Linked DNA regions of Homo sapiens: region 1 is linked to region 2. Evidence: chromatin contacts called from ENCODE Hi-C data. All regions are on one chromosome and are shown on one strand. The core of a region is the stretch at or near the end of the contact, and the rest is flanking DNA. Distances in the headings are between cores, read along the strand shown.

Region 1 (6,792 bases), core at 1,394-3,893, 3.9 Mb before region 2:
TTCTAAGAGATTATTTGTATAAATTATAGATCATAGCATAGAATGGTACTTTGGTAACCATCTGGTGTTCATGTTTTGAACTTGCCAGATGATTAGAATCCACCAGGATGCTAGGTTTAAAGATACAGATTCCAGCTCCCTGTCCCCACCCCTGATTTAGGGAAGGGGCCTGTGACTTTGTATATTTAACAAACACTCAAGGTTATTCTGTTACAGGAAAGTCTGGGAGACACAGATAGGTTTCAAAATGAGGAAATAGAGGCCCAGATAGAGGGAATGTCTTGCTCAAGGTGGAACTGGTCAGTCAGGCAGAACTGGGAATAACATCTAGATTTCCCAACTCTGTTAGGCCAATGAAAGTTTTTTGCACAGCACAAAGATCACTTATGAAATTTAAGTTCAAGATACAACAAGACACAAAACATAAAAGCAGATGCCAGGCCAGACATCTATTAGGAGCACCAGATGTACCTGGGACGAACTGGTTACTGTGACTGATCACTAAACTCAGCAACCAAGGGCTCTGGCAGCCAAGTCTGCAGCAGAAATGGGTTGGGTTATTCCATTCCATTCATGGGGTCCAATAAAGTGATGCATAATAATTTCATTTGATAAGAAAAGTTTTTTCCTTTAACAAATTTTAAAATCTTCCAAACCCTCAGCTTCCTATTATGATAATTACAAGAGAATACGAAAAATAAGGATGGAAAAAAAATGGTAAAAGGAGAGATCTATCCTGTCCCAGTGAGAATGATTTCTTCAGTATAATTTATCTCCTGTGGGTAGTCTGGAGTCTCCACCCTCTCATAGGCCCTCAATGACTATGTGTTTGAAGGGCCTTCAGGATAGACTTCTTGAAAACAGATCTTTCTCTGATAGTGCCTAACATTCTTCACAGTGTGGGCCATGAGGCCTGAAAAGGACAAGCACGGTGAGACCCATGGCGAGTTGTAGGACCCTCTGGGCCTTTGTGGCCCACCTGGGAAGGGGAATGTATTAGTCTGTTCTCATGCTGCTAATAAAGACATGCCCATACTGGGTAATTTATAAAAAAAAGAAGTTTAATAGACTCATAGTTCCACATGGCTGGAGGCCTCACAATCATGGAGGAAGGCGAGGAGCAAAGGCACGTCTTACATGGCAGCAGGCAAGAGGGAATGAGAGCCAAGCGAAAACGGTTTCCCCTTATAAAACCATCAGATCTCATGAGACTTATTCACTACCATGAGAGCAATATGGGGGAAACTGCCCCCATGATTCAATTATCTCCCACCGGGTCCCTCCCACAACACGTGGGAATTATGGAAGCTACAATTCAAGATGAGATTTGGGTAGGGACACAGCCAAACCATATCAGGGAATAATAAAGCCATAACCTCCTGAAGGGGGTGGGTGTGATGCCCTCCTGAGCCCCTGCAGCTAGAGCATCTGTGACGCACTGCCCAGCTAGTCTGGGCAGGAGCAATGTGTTGGAGTTTGTGCACATGTGTGTGTGCTGGGCGTGCGATGAGCACCCTGCCACACATGTGGGAGCTCAGATGCCACACTCTTCCAGAGCTGTGCCACAGTTTGACTGATCTGTGACTGCAACCGCTCCAGCAAAGCTGGACTCTTGGGGAAAGAATTTTCTCTTCCCAAGCTTGCTGTGTGGGCCCGTGGGGAGACACACAATTGCCTTTGTCATTTGTTCTTCCTGTGTGGGGACAAAAGCCCTTTCACTTGCTGTGGAATGTACAAGAAGTTCTGTGCCGAAGGGCTGCCAGGCGCTGGCCTGGAATCCGACAAACAAGGAGGAGTTGGGGAGATGGCCGTTTCAGCCTGAGGCCCCCCACCTCCTGGTCCTGCCATGCATCTGTGTGGTCGGGGACTGCCAAGAGGGTCCCCACCGTCTGCTTCTTCACCACTGTGTGCACCTGCATCACTGCCACAACCCTGTCTTAATCATGGCCTGAGACACTGCAGCCTGCCACAGGCGGGCACTGTGCCAGGCATGGGTTTTGTCAACTCATTCAACCCTCCCAACGAATGCTGTTATTCCCACTTTGCAGCAGAGGGAACTGACCTTCAGAAGGGAGGGTCTGGGAGGACAGTGCTGAGACTGAAACAGAGGGGCTGGGACATGGTAGGAGGAACAGGACACCACAACCCCTCACCCTGCACTCACAGCTCTAGGGCAGAATGGAGCCTCAACCCTGGGTGTTTATGCTGTGAGCTGAAGTTTAAGCAAAACAAAAATAGAGAACTTAGGTGGGGTTGGGGTGGGGGTAGAACCCGCCAACACGAAACGTCATCGTGGTACAAGTGGCCTTTTCTCATTGCTATTTACATCCCCGGGTGTTTCTATCAGCCCAGAGCCAGAGACTCACCACAGAGCAACCTGTTGCCAGAATGCTGTGGGGGCTGCGCTATTTTAGGAGCAAAGTTTTCCCAGGTGGCTATATTGTCTGCATTTTTCTCACCAGGGTAGGACAATTCATAGAGCCACTAAAGCCAACCACAGTGTTGAACTCTGCTCTAATTTTAAAATGTAAATGAGCAAGCACCAATGGGAAGTGGCCAGGAGCAGACCAGGGCAATCAGCTCCCAGGGGAGCCCCAAGCGTCAACTCCCAGGTAGGGGGTAAGGGTGAGGCCTGCTGGGTGGGGAGTGGACTAATACAGAGGGCTGGGAAAGAAATGTGTGTGTCTAAAAGCAATTTGCATTAGGCCTTTCAGAGCCCAAGTCTGTGGGTTGGCTTGCACAATCTTGCAATCTTACAAGCAAGAGAGGAAGAAAGGAGAGAGGGGAGCCAGGGGAGAAGGGTGTGGGGATCAGACAGGCTTTTGTATGTGATCTTGTTTAAGCAAGACTCTTATCAAAGAGTAATCCTAAACTTTGCGCTTTCTTATCACCCAGCTCCCTGGGGAATGGGTAGGTGACTTTTGAGTTCCACAAGGGAGGATTAATTGCCTGTTAGAGATCAGAGCTCCAAGTAAGCAGATAAGGTTGATAGAGGTGGGTGGGGTGTGGTGGTTTACTTATGTCCCGTGGAGATGTTCTTTGCTCTTATTATCTAGATTCACGTTTTCTGTGCACAAGCCGAACACTGAGGGCTGAGGAGAAAGCTGCCGTCTAGTGAACAGAGCAGCATTGGAGGGTGTGCCTGCTCTGTGCCCCATGCTGCAGATGCTGAGCAGGGGTTGGGATATCAAAGAATGAAGGAATGAGCCATGCTGCACTGTTCAAGAAGGTCCAGTTCTGTGGTGGTTGTGTGAATACAGGACATTCTTTTCTTTCTTTTTTCTTTTTTTTAGACTGGGTCTCATTCTGTCACCCAGGCTAGAGCGCAGTGGCAAGATCCTCAGGCTTCCATAACAACTGTGAAAGTACTGACTGAGTAGTTAAGTTAAATATTAAAAGCTGAAAGGGCCAGTGCCCTTATACAAAGACTGGAATGTAACAAAAGCCCACCAAGAGTTTTGCCTAGGCCTTTCCTGGGCCTTAAAGCGTGACAAAATAATGGAGGAATTCTTAACAGGATCCATTTAGGATTAAACAAATTTTATTGGGGGTCTGAAGAGACTCCCCAGGCCTCCACAGACAAGTTTATTGGGGTCCTGAAGGAACTCCCCAAACGTCTGTGATTTAGCAGGAGACAAGAGTAATCAGCTGGGCACAGTGGCTCATGCCTGTAATCCCAGCACTTTGGGAGGCTGAGGCGGGTGGATCATCTGGGTGGATCACCTGAGGTCAGGAGTTTGAGACCAGCCTGGCCAACATGGTGAAACCCCGTCTCTACTAAAAATACAAAAACTAACTGGGCGTGCTGGTGCACACCTGTAGTCCCAGCTACTCGGCAGGCTGAGGTGGGAGGATCACCTAAGCCTGGAAGGTCAAGACTGCAGTGAGCTGTGATCGTGCCACTGCACTCCAACCTGAGTGACAGCAAGACACGGTCTCCAAAAATAAAAAATGAAAAAAAAAATTTAAAAAGTTTAGTGAGGAAAGAGTGTAACAATTGTTGTGTATCAGTTCTCCACATGTCTCCAAAATTTGGCTCCAGAATTCTGACTTTCAGTTGAGGCTAGAAGGTGGCAGGATAAGCCGGGCATGGTGGCTCACACCTGTAATCCCAGCACTTTGGGAGGCCGAGGTGGGTGGATCATGAGGTCACGAGTTCGAGACCAGCCCGGCCAAGATGGTGAAACACCGTCTCTACTAAAAACACAAAAATTAGCTCGGCATGGTGGCATGTGCCTGTAATCTCAGCTACTCAGGAGGCTGAGGCAGGAGAATCGCTTGAACCCGGGAGGCGGAGGTTGCAGTGAGCCGAGATCGTGCCATTGCACTCCAGCCTGGGTGACAGAGCGAGACTCCATCTCAAAAAAAAAAAAAAAAAAAAAAAAAGAGAAGGTGGCAGGGTATAGCCTTATGTCCTTGTGGGGTCACTTTGAGGGATTGAGGGAGGAAGTCTTTGCCCATGAGAGTAAAGGGAGAAGCTTCCGGGAGAAGCTCATGAGTCAGGAGCTGGTGGAGGGGCTGGGATCCACAGGCCTCTGAAAAACACCTTGTACACGAAGGAAATATATCAAGCTGTTTTAAAAGATTATCTCAATTTCGTAATTATGGATTATTTTATTTTCTTCCTGTGCTTTTCAGGATTTTCTTAATCTTCTACAGTGAAAAATAACCAGAAGAAACTTTTTTTTTTTTTTTTTTTTAAGAAAAGAGCAGCACTTTTTGGAGTAAGAGGAAAGCAGTACTGAGTTCACAACTGCTACTAGAAGGAAGCTGGTCAGGGAGGGGACTCAGACAAGGTGCTGCAAGTCCCAGTCTTAATGTAAAGCAAATCTTAATGGAGAGAGGTTCTCTTTGTGGAGGCCAGGGAAGCTCCATCAAGCAGCCTGTGTAGGCAGTCCTGACTGTTGAATACTGATGTAGTGTGGAAATTAAGAGGATTCAGGAGTCATACAGAACTGGGTTCAAATTCTCACTGTACGGCCGGGCGTGGTGGCTCATGCCTGTAATCCAAGCACTTTGGGAGGTCCTGGTGGGCAGATCACTTGAGGTCAGGAGTTCAAAACCAGCCTGGCCAACATGGTAAAACACCGTCTCTACTAAAAATACAAAAATTAGCCGGGCATGGTGGTGCATGCCTGTAATCCCAGCTACTCGGGAGGCTGAGGCAGGAGAATTGTTGAACCCAGGAGGTAGAAGTTGCAGTGAGCTGAGATCGCATCACTGCACTCCAGGCTGGGTAACAGAGGGAGACTCTGTCTAAAAAAATAAAAAAATAAAAAATTCTCACTGTACAGTTGACGATTTGTGTGTCCTTGGCAGACCATCTACCATCTCCAAGCCTCAGCTTCCTCACTTGCCACAACATTGCAATATCTTTTAAGGTAGCAAATACTCAATAAATGCTAGCTATCCTTATCATGGAGATTTAGCCTTTCAAACATCCCAGGGATAGGAAATTGCAAAAAGATTCTGAGCCTCCACCATGGGTATTTCACTAGCCTTGTCAACCAAACAAAACCAGAAGGGAACAGGTTGCAGGCAGGCTTGCAGGGAGATGGAAGCCTCAGTTCCATGAGGTCACTCAGCTATACACAAGCTGTATTCCAATGTTGCACTTTTACATTCCATTCTGAATGTCAAATTCTCTGGGTAAAGTTTGTGGTCCAAAAGCTCTAATTAGGTGAAGGCAGAATAATGGTAAACATTTTCACAGTGTACTTATATCAACAACCTGCCTGGCATAGAGGAGAAGAAAACATGTGTCACCCTCTCTAAACATCCTCACTGGTGTTAATCAGGGGCTCTAGTTGGCTCAATGCCAGGCCTAATTGGGCAGAATTTCACTGCCCAGCTCTGGGACTAGCACAACATGTTGCTTTATTTTTCTTTCCTTTTTTTTTTTTTTTTTTTTTTTTTTGGAGACAGTCTCAATCTGTCACCCAAGCTGGAGTGCAGTGGTGCAATTATGGCTCACTGCAGTCTCAACCTTCCAGCTTAAGTGATCCTCCTGCCTCAGCCTCCCAAGTAACTGGGACTGCAGGAATGCATCCCTGCGCCCAGCTAATTTTTAAATTATTTTGTAGAGACAGAGTATTACTGTGTTGCCTAGGCTGATCTGAAACTCCTAGGCTCAAGAGATCTTCCTACCTCAGCCTCCCAAGGTATCGTGATTACAGGCGTGAGCCACCGTGCCTGGCCACAATGTGTTGTTTCATTGCTACTGGGCTCTACTGATGTTAATAATAAATTGCTTCAGAGCTTTCCACGTTTTTGCTTGTATCTTTGTTCTCGGTGTTTTATCTCTACTCAGAGACCAGACCATCCTTGTTACCCTTAGCTTGCTGTATTTACCTGTTCTTTCTCCCCTAGTGGCATTTTCCAGGCATGTTGAAGTAGTGGGTGGTGAGTAAGGAACCATTCGCAATTGGGCCCAGAAGTCCAACAGGAGGATGGTTTCTCTTGGGCTGCAGGTCGCTGTCCTAGGGCCACGAGCACAGGAGCCCTGATGGCATATGGAAGAACCGAATCAGCTCACAGAGGACCTGTTGACTCAGAAAAATCACATGCACATCACATACACTATCACAATGTCTTAACCCAGTGGCTCTCAACCCAGTGAGCAATTTTACACCCCAGGGGACATTTGGCAATGTCTGAAGACTTTTTTTTTGTTTTTTTTAACATAGGGTCTTGCTCTGTTGCCTAGGCTGGAGTGCAGTGGCACAATCACAGCTCTCTGCAGACTTGATCCCCCGCAGCTCAAGCCATCCTCCCACCTCAGCTTTCCAAGTA
Region 2 (6,501 bases), core at 3,565-6,064:
GTGGTGGTGGGGTTTTAGGACTAGACTGTTGTGTTTTTCTCATCAAGCCAAGAAACTTCTCAGACCCTGCAAACATGTTACCTGGTAACATAGCTACAGTATGAATTTTAGGATAGAAAGAAGGAAGGGAGGGAGGAAAGGGAAAATAAAGAAAATAGCCCTATGACATAGCTACAGTATGAATTTTTAGGATAGAAAGGAGAGAAGAGGGGAGAGAGGGAAATAAAGAAAATAACCCTATTTCAAATCATGAAGCTTTTTTTATCGTTAACCCCAAATGCCCTTAACTCAGAACTCTGACCAAAAGATGTCTCTTTTTTCCCTGTGTGTATTGAACTCATGCACTCATGCCTATCATCATTTGAAGGTAGTTATGAGACATTCATTATGACTTCAATAACTTGCACATATTTAAATTTAGTGTTTTCTTTAGAAAAGGCTAGAAGATGTAGGGATTTAGGAAGAAGTTAAGGTAAACTTAAAATATATAAAAGCTCACTTTGAGTGAAAACAAGTAAAAACAAGCCCTGACCTTCTCAGAGGTAAGAAAAGTTGAAATTAAATGTATTCTTTAGGAAATAAAGACTTTGCCAAGAATAGCATGGTTAGTTAAAGCAGTCTGGTGTGGAAGGTGTGTCTTTTAAAAAATAAGATTTCTTTACTTTCTTCTTGACTAATGGTTTTGTCAGAAGAACCATTTGAATAATAAATGAAATGCTTTGAAGTATATAGGGGAGTGGAGAACTTTTCTGTGACTTGTATGAACTGGTGATACAGATTATAAACTAAGTGATGCCAAATTCCACCAGTTTACCCAGGCTCTGAACACTAGCAAATGTAGTCAAAGCCATAGAAATCTGCTGATGAAATCATGAAAATGAACAGAAGTGATCCAGATTGTTTAATTTCTTTTGAAATATTATATTTATTAGATTTTAGCACCCAAAAGTTAAACAGTATTGAATTTCACACATAGCACTTTATTTTTAATCTTGGGTTGAAGATTATGCACTTGGCATGACTGAAGAGTGACTCATACATTTTGCACCGACTTTATTATTAGTAGTATTATTTTGATAGGCAAGGAAGAAAGCCGGGGAGTAAGATGATACTGAATTGAGGCTAAATTTGTTAATTGATTGAACTCAAACGGAAATAAAGAATGTCACTTAATTTTCTTCTTTTTATATTCATGTGTGTATCCCCTGTGAAGACTTTGAATGCTACTCATGTTTAAAATCCAACATAAAATATCATCTGATCATCAAAATTGGCAGTGGGAATTAGCAGTATTTTCTTCTAATTAATGTCTCAAACTGTGCCACAGCTAAAATCTCATCACCTGGACACTTTGAAAGATGTGACCAGTATTCTTTACTGACATGTTTCCCATCTTAAAACACAATCACCATGAAATTAATATACCAAGTCTTGGTCACAATCCAGGGAAAGACTTGAAGGCAATGTGATTCTTCTCATAATTAGCAGCCTAATTAAATGCTAGAGGGCTTCAGCTGTATAATAATGTACCGTGCTTCTGAACAAAGATACCACCACCATTGAAACTGTATACTTGTAACACTAGTATATTTTTAATTAGTGGCAGGGTATAGGTGTATGTAATCAGTTTTGTTTCATCTTCTAACTTTGCACAGCAGTCTCCATTGTGCATTCATTTGGAATATATTGAAAAATAATCCACTGATTTGGCTTCTGTTTGTCAGAATTTAGGGTGACTAAAACTAGTATGAGTTGACAATTACCTTTTCATGATGGAATAAGCAAATTAAAAGGCTGTTCAAAATATTAGAAAGCAGGTTTAATCTAATCAAGTTGGGGGGAGGGGAATCTTTTACCTTAATAACCACTACGAAATCATACCGCTGAATACAGCAGGTGAGTTTATTAAAGCTGGCCCAACAAATTTGACATCACTTGGTTGAATAATTGGAGCTGTCAAGTGTCCTTAAAATGAATAAAATTGAATTTCTTTTAATATGTGCTATTGTTGTTCACTTCTATGGTGGTAAAAATATCAGAGATGGGGAACACTCATTTTTGCAACTAGCACAGGCTCTGCAGTGAGACAGACTTGACTTTGAATCCTAGCTCATACATTCATTCCCTTTGTGAGCCTGGGCAAGTCAGTTAACTTCTCTGAGCCTGTCTAGAACATGTGAAAGATTCAGAACATTGTCCAAAAAAATTTTTTTGTTTTTTAATTCTTGTGTGATTGTTAGGATTTAAGTGTTTATTGATTTGATTTTTTAAAAGAGCACAAGGGAACATTAATTCTGGTTGTAAAAGTTTAAAGGAAATAGCTGGGCTTGTTTAATCTGAGGAAGAGAAGACTTGAGATGTTTTGGAGATGGAGCTGGAGGCTAAGAAAGCAAGACAGAATGTATAACAACTTTTCTAATGTATATGAAAGATTATTCTTTTAAAAACAACTTTATTGGGGTACAATTGATGTAAAATAAACTGCACATGTTTAAAGTGTACAATTTGATATTTTTATATACCCATAAAACCATCATCACTGTCATGGTAAGGAACATAGCCATCATCCTTTGTAATCCTTACCCAACCTCCCCTCCCCCACCTCCCTGGCAATGATTGTTTTATGTTCTGTCAATACAGATTAATTTGCATTTCCTAGAATTTTAAGTAAACGGACTCATACAGGATGCATTCTATTTTGTCTGGCTTTTTCACTCAGTATAATTATTTTGAGATTCAGCCATGTTGTTAGGTATATCCGTAGCTTGTTTCTTTTTATTGCCAAATGGTATTCGATTGTATGGATATACTGCAATTTGTTTGTGTACTTAGCTGTTGAACGACATTTATGTTGTATCCATCAACTAGTAACAAATAACTTGCTAGGAACAATCATGCACGAGTCTCCTTTTGGACTTAGGCTTTCATTTCTCTAGTGTAAATACACAGGAATTGAACAGGTGAGCTGCGTGGTGAGTATATATTTAACTTGTTAAGAAACTGCCAAATTGTCTTCCAGAGTGATTATACATTCCCACTAGTAGAGTATGAGAATTCTAATTGTTCCATATCCTAGCCAACACTTGGTATGCTCAGTCTTTTTAACTTTAGCCTTTCTAGTGAGTATATAGTAGTATTTCACTGGGGTTTTAATTTAAACTTTACTAACGTCTAAGGATGTTGGGCATCTTTACATGTATTTGGCATTCATATATCTTCTTTGCTGAAGTGTCTGTTTGAAGCTTTGACCCAATTTTTCTGTTAGGTTGTTTGCTTTCTTTTCTTCTCTCTCTTATTTTTTTTTTTTTTTTAAGAGATGAGATCTTGATCTGACACCCTAGCTGGAGTGCAGTGGCACAGTCACAGCTCACTGTAGCCTCAACCTCCTAGGCTCAAGCAATCCTCCTACCTCAGCCTCCTGAGTAGCTAGGACTACAAGCACATGCCACCATGCCTGGCTATTTTTTTTATTTTTTGTAGAGACAGGGTCTCATTTTGCCCAGGCTGGTCTCGAACTCCTGGCCCCAAGCAATCCTGCTGCCTCAGTCTACCAAAGTGCTGGGATTACAAGTGTAAGCCATCATGCCTGCTTTTGTTTTCCTATTATTCTGAATATATTTTGGATACAAGTCTTTTAGACATAGATTTATTTCTTTCCCTGGCATGTAGAACCAGAAAAACAAAATTAAATTGCAGCAAGAAAAAGTATAATTATACTGTATAAGGAAGTATTTTTTTTGACTGGCAGTATAAACATGGGTACTGGGATAACCAAAGGAGGATGTCAGACTTTCTCAGGGGTATTTAAAAACTGACTGGCAGTAGTCTATTTGGGATACTGTAGGCATGCTGAAATATGACTCAACTTACCTAATTGCAATTTTCATTTGAGAAAAGATACCTTGAATGAGTCTGTTGCTAATATCTCAATATCTGTTGCTCTTTTGTGTCATTTTTCCAGGCCAAAAAAAAAAAGCAATTTTTTGGAATTTTTCAAAACTTTCCTTGTACTTTATTATTTTTAAAAATTCATTCTTTCTGGTTTTAGCTTGAAGTGTTTCTGTGAAACATGAGGAGGGTCATTCAGGGGCATTAATTAGCTTCAGCAAAAACAAAATGCAGTCTCTGCAAAGTAATCAAATTAAAAGAAATACTCAAATTTCTTTCATACAGCAGTAGCACCAATCATTGTTTTAGCTGATGGCACTGGGAAGATTCATTTAACCCTCTGTAGATGCAAAATAATTAATGAGATTCTAGAGAAGAGGTTCTACATGATGAAAGGAGTTGGAGTGGTTGTAGCCCTCAGAAGAGTAAAGGGTGCTTTCATGATGGGATTCCAGTAGAGTTAATGAAGGGTTTTCCTCTGTGTAGAAAACACTGGTCATTTGTTCTCCAACTCCACAGAGGCTCAAACTAGAGAAGATTGGCTCCAACTATAGAAAGATTGAGTATGGTTAGTGTTAGACATAAAACTTTTATTATTAGCATCAATATTATGAGATTAAACAATGGAACAAGAGAGGTCATAATGATATTTTAAAATAAAAAAGATAGCTATCTGCCTGGAATGTTTAAATGTCCATGATTGAATTTTGTTTTTGAAGGGGACTTTGGAGATCATTTACTCTAATAAGCTTTTATAGATGAGGATGTGAAAGGACATTATGTAACTTGCTGTGGCCACATTGTTAGATACTCATATTTTAATTTGAGGATGTCTTAAAAGTAGCCTTGCGTAAGAGACTCGAAGGAAACCATGTAAGTGCTTCTGCTTCACAGTAGGTTTCACTTCACCAAAAAAGTCACTTAAAGCTGATGACTGTGTATTTCTTCTACACCCAAGAAAATTCTGCCAATGTGCTGACATGTATGTGTCTTTTCTTGTCATTAGTAATGTTGAAGATTTTTATTCTTGGGCAGTTCAAACTTGTCTTTAAATAAATACTATACTTTGCTCAGAGGCAACCTAATCTTCTCAGTATCGTTCCAATTTTAGTATATGTGCTGCCGAGGCAAGCACAAAATCAATACTATACTTTGAATGACTGTAAGTGATTTGACCTGAGGTGATCAGTACTGAGAGAGGATACCAGGGGACACTGCCACAGCATTTGTGGAACCTGTCGCAGTCTGCTGTGGGGTTCTTCATAAACTGTTGGTTGATGGCTGCAACTTGGTGGATGACTTGCTTCAAAGTCCTGGTGACTAATTTGCCTTCCTTAAAGATAATATTGAATAAAGCTTTAGGCTTTGTTTTGTTTAACACTAGTTAGAGCAGTAGGAAACATATTTAGACTACCAATTCCTTATGTATGAGACCTGCAAATATGCATTCCAGCCATTGAAATTAGTGGGATAAATTGCCTACAAAGGTTTCCTCATTCATTATCACAACAAAAAAATTGGCACAGGACATTTTATTTGGTTGTGGTTACATTTTATTTGGGAATCCATCATTCTTTTTATGTTCCCATAGACTATCTAGAGTGAAAACCCACATATATTTATATAATATTATATACTTTATTTTAAAGGGTTTATCTAAGTACTAAAAATGAGAGAAAATATTTTAAAGTACCTGGCATCTAGCAGGCACTCAGTAAATATTCCTACCTTCACTTCCTTTTTTCCTTCCTTCTTTTTAGCGTGGATATCAGAATCTTTTATAAATGTAACAGATTATTGTCAAAAAGGGAAGTTAATAGAATTGGTGTATGTTGAGCATTCCCTTGACTCACAGGATGTTTAGATTGTCTAAGATTTTAATATCATTTCAGAGATAATCACCTGAAAAATTAAACTGGTCAAAGAAAAATTTACTCAGCACCTATGATTTGTGCAGTCAACCTTGGACTAGAATTAGAGTACTTTGAATACCAGAATAAGAATATGTATTTAATGTGACAATAGAGAGCTATCATAGGTTCTAGAAAATTTGAAAGCTAAAAAAAAGTTTTTTAATGTCAATAAAAGCATTCCTTTCTAAACCTTCTATCTATATATAGTAGGGTTATATATAATAGGGTTTAAAAAATAAGATGGTAAATTCTCTCTATTCCTTTGTGTAGTGTCTTAAAATGACTACCCATTCCTGTGTTTGTGAACTGAAAAATCAATCACTGTAAATATGGAATCTCTTGCTCTAAAGGATAATGGTGTGAGTTTCAACTGTATTAAATCACTTTGAGAACTTGGCCTTTGAGCAGTCAACACCAAAGGAAAGCCAGCCTGTTACTGATTTCTCAGACCCATCCACTGCCTGCAAGGAAAGGCGACATGCTGAGGGGCCAAGTGTTATTATGTTCAGCCCCCTTTAAAGAGTCAGTGGCTGCCTGAACGTGCTCATTTCTTGGTTGTTTGTGTAGCCCGAGCAGAAACATTGTGAAGGGTTTTGCGATTGGGAGGAATGTGCAACTCTTTCATTCATTCTGCATATGCTGCAGCCCAGCTCCTGCCTTACATGCAGCTCATCCCAGCCCAAGAACCCCGAGGGTAGAT

Evidence for each region. A loop is a pair of places that touch in the nucleus more often than their neighbours do. Pooled maps may share reads with other maps.
Region 1: a loop to region 2 is called in a pooled map, with 11 times the contacts of the local background. The contact joins two enhancer-like sites. A Hi-C loop is called at or near these places in 2 of 37 single-sample maps with no recorded cell type and 2 of 50 pooled maps.

Annotation. Positions count from the first base shown.
Region 1 is chr2:47,306,187-47,312,978 of GRCh38, reverse strand. The region is part of intron 3 of EPCAM-DT (EPCAM divergent transcript); the gene reads left to right. Among named protein-coding and RNA genes, the nearest start is that of BCYRN1, 26 kb to the left of the region's middle. RefSeq lists enhancers at 1,858-1,927, 3,188-3,377. Within about 2 kb of position 2,643, at least 26 of the 41 ENCODE cell types and tissues checked have a DNase peak (open chromatin) inside an H3K27ac peak, as active enhancers do.
Region 2 is chr2:43,406,829-43,413,329 of GRCh38, reverse strand. The region is part of intron 28 of THADA (THADA armadillo repeat containing); the gene reads left to right. It also overlaps the pseudogene RNU6-958P. Among named protein-coding and RNA genes, the nearest start is that of LINC01126, 180 kb to the right of the region's middle. RefSeq lists an enhancer at 4,878-5,057. Within about 2 kb of position 4,814, at least 3 of the 41 ENCODE cell types and tissues checked have a DNase peak (open chromatin) inside an H3K27ac peak, as active enhancers do.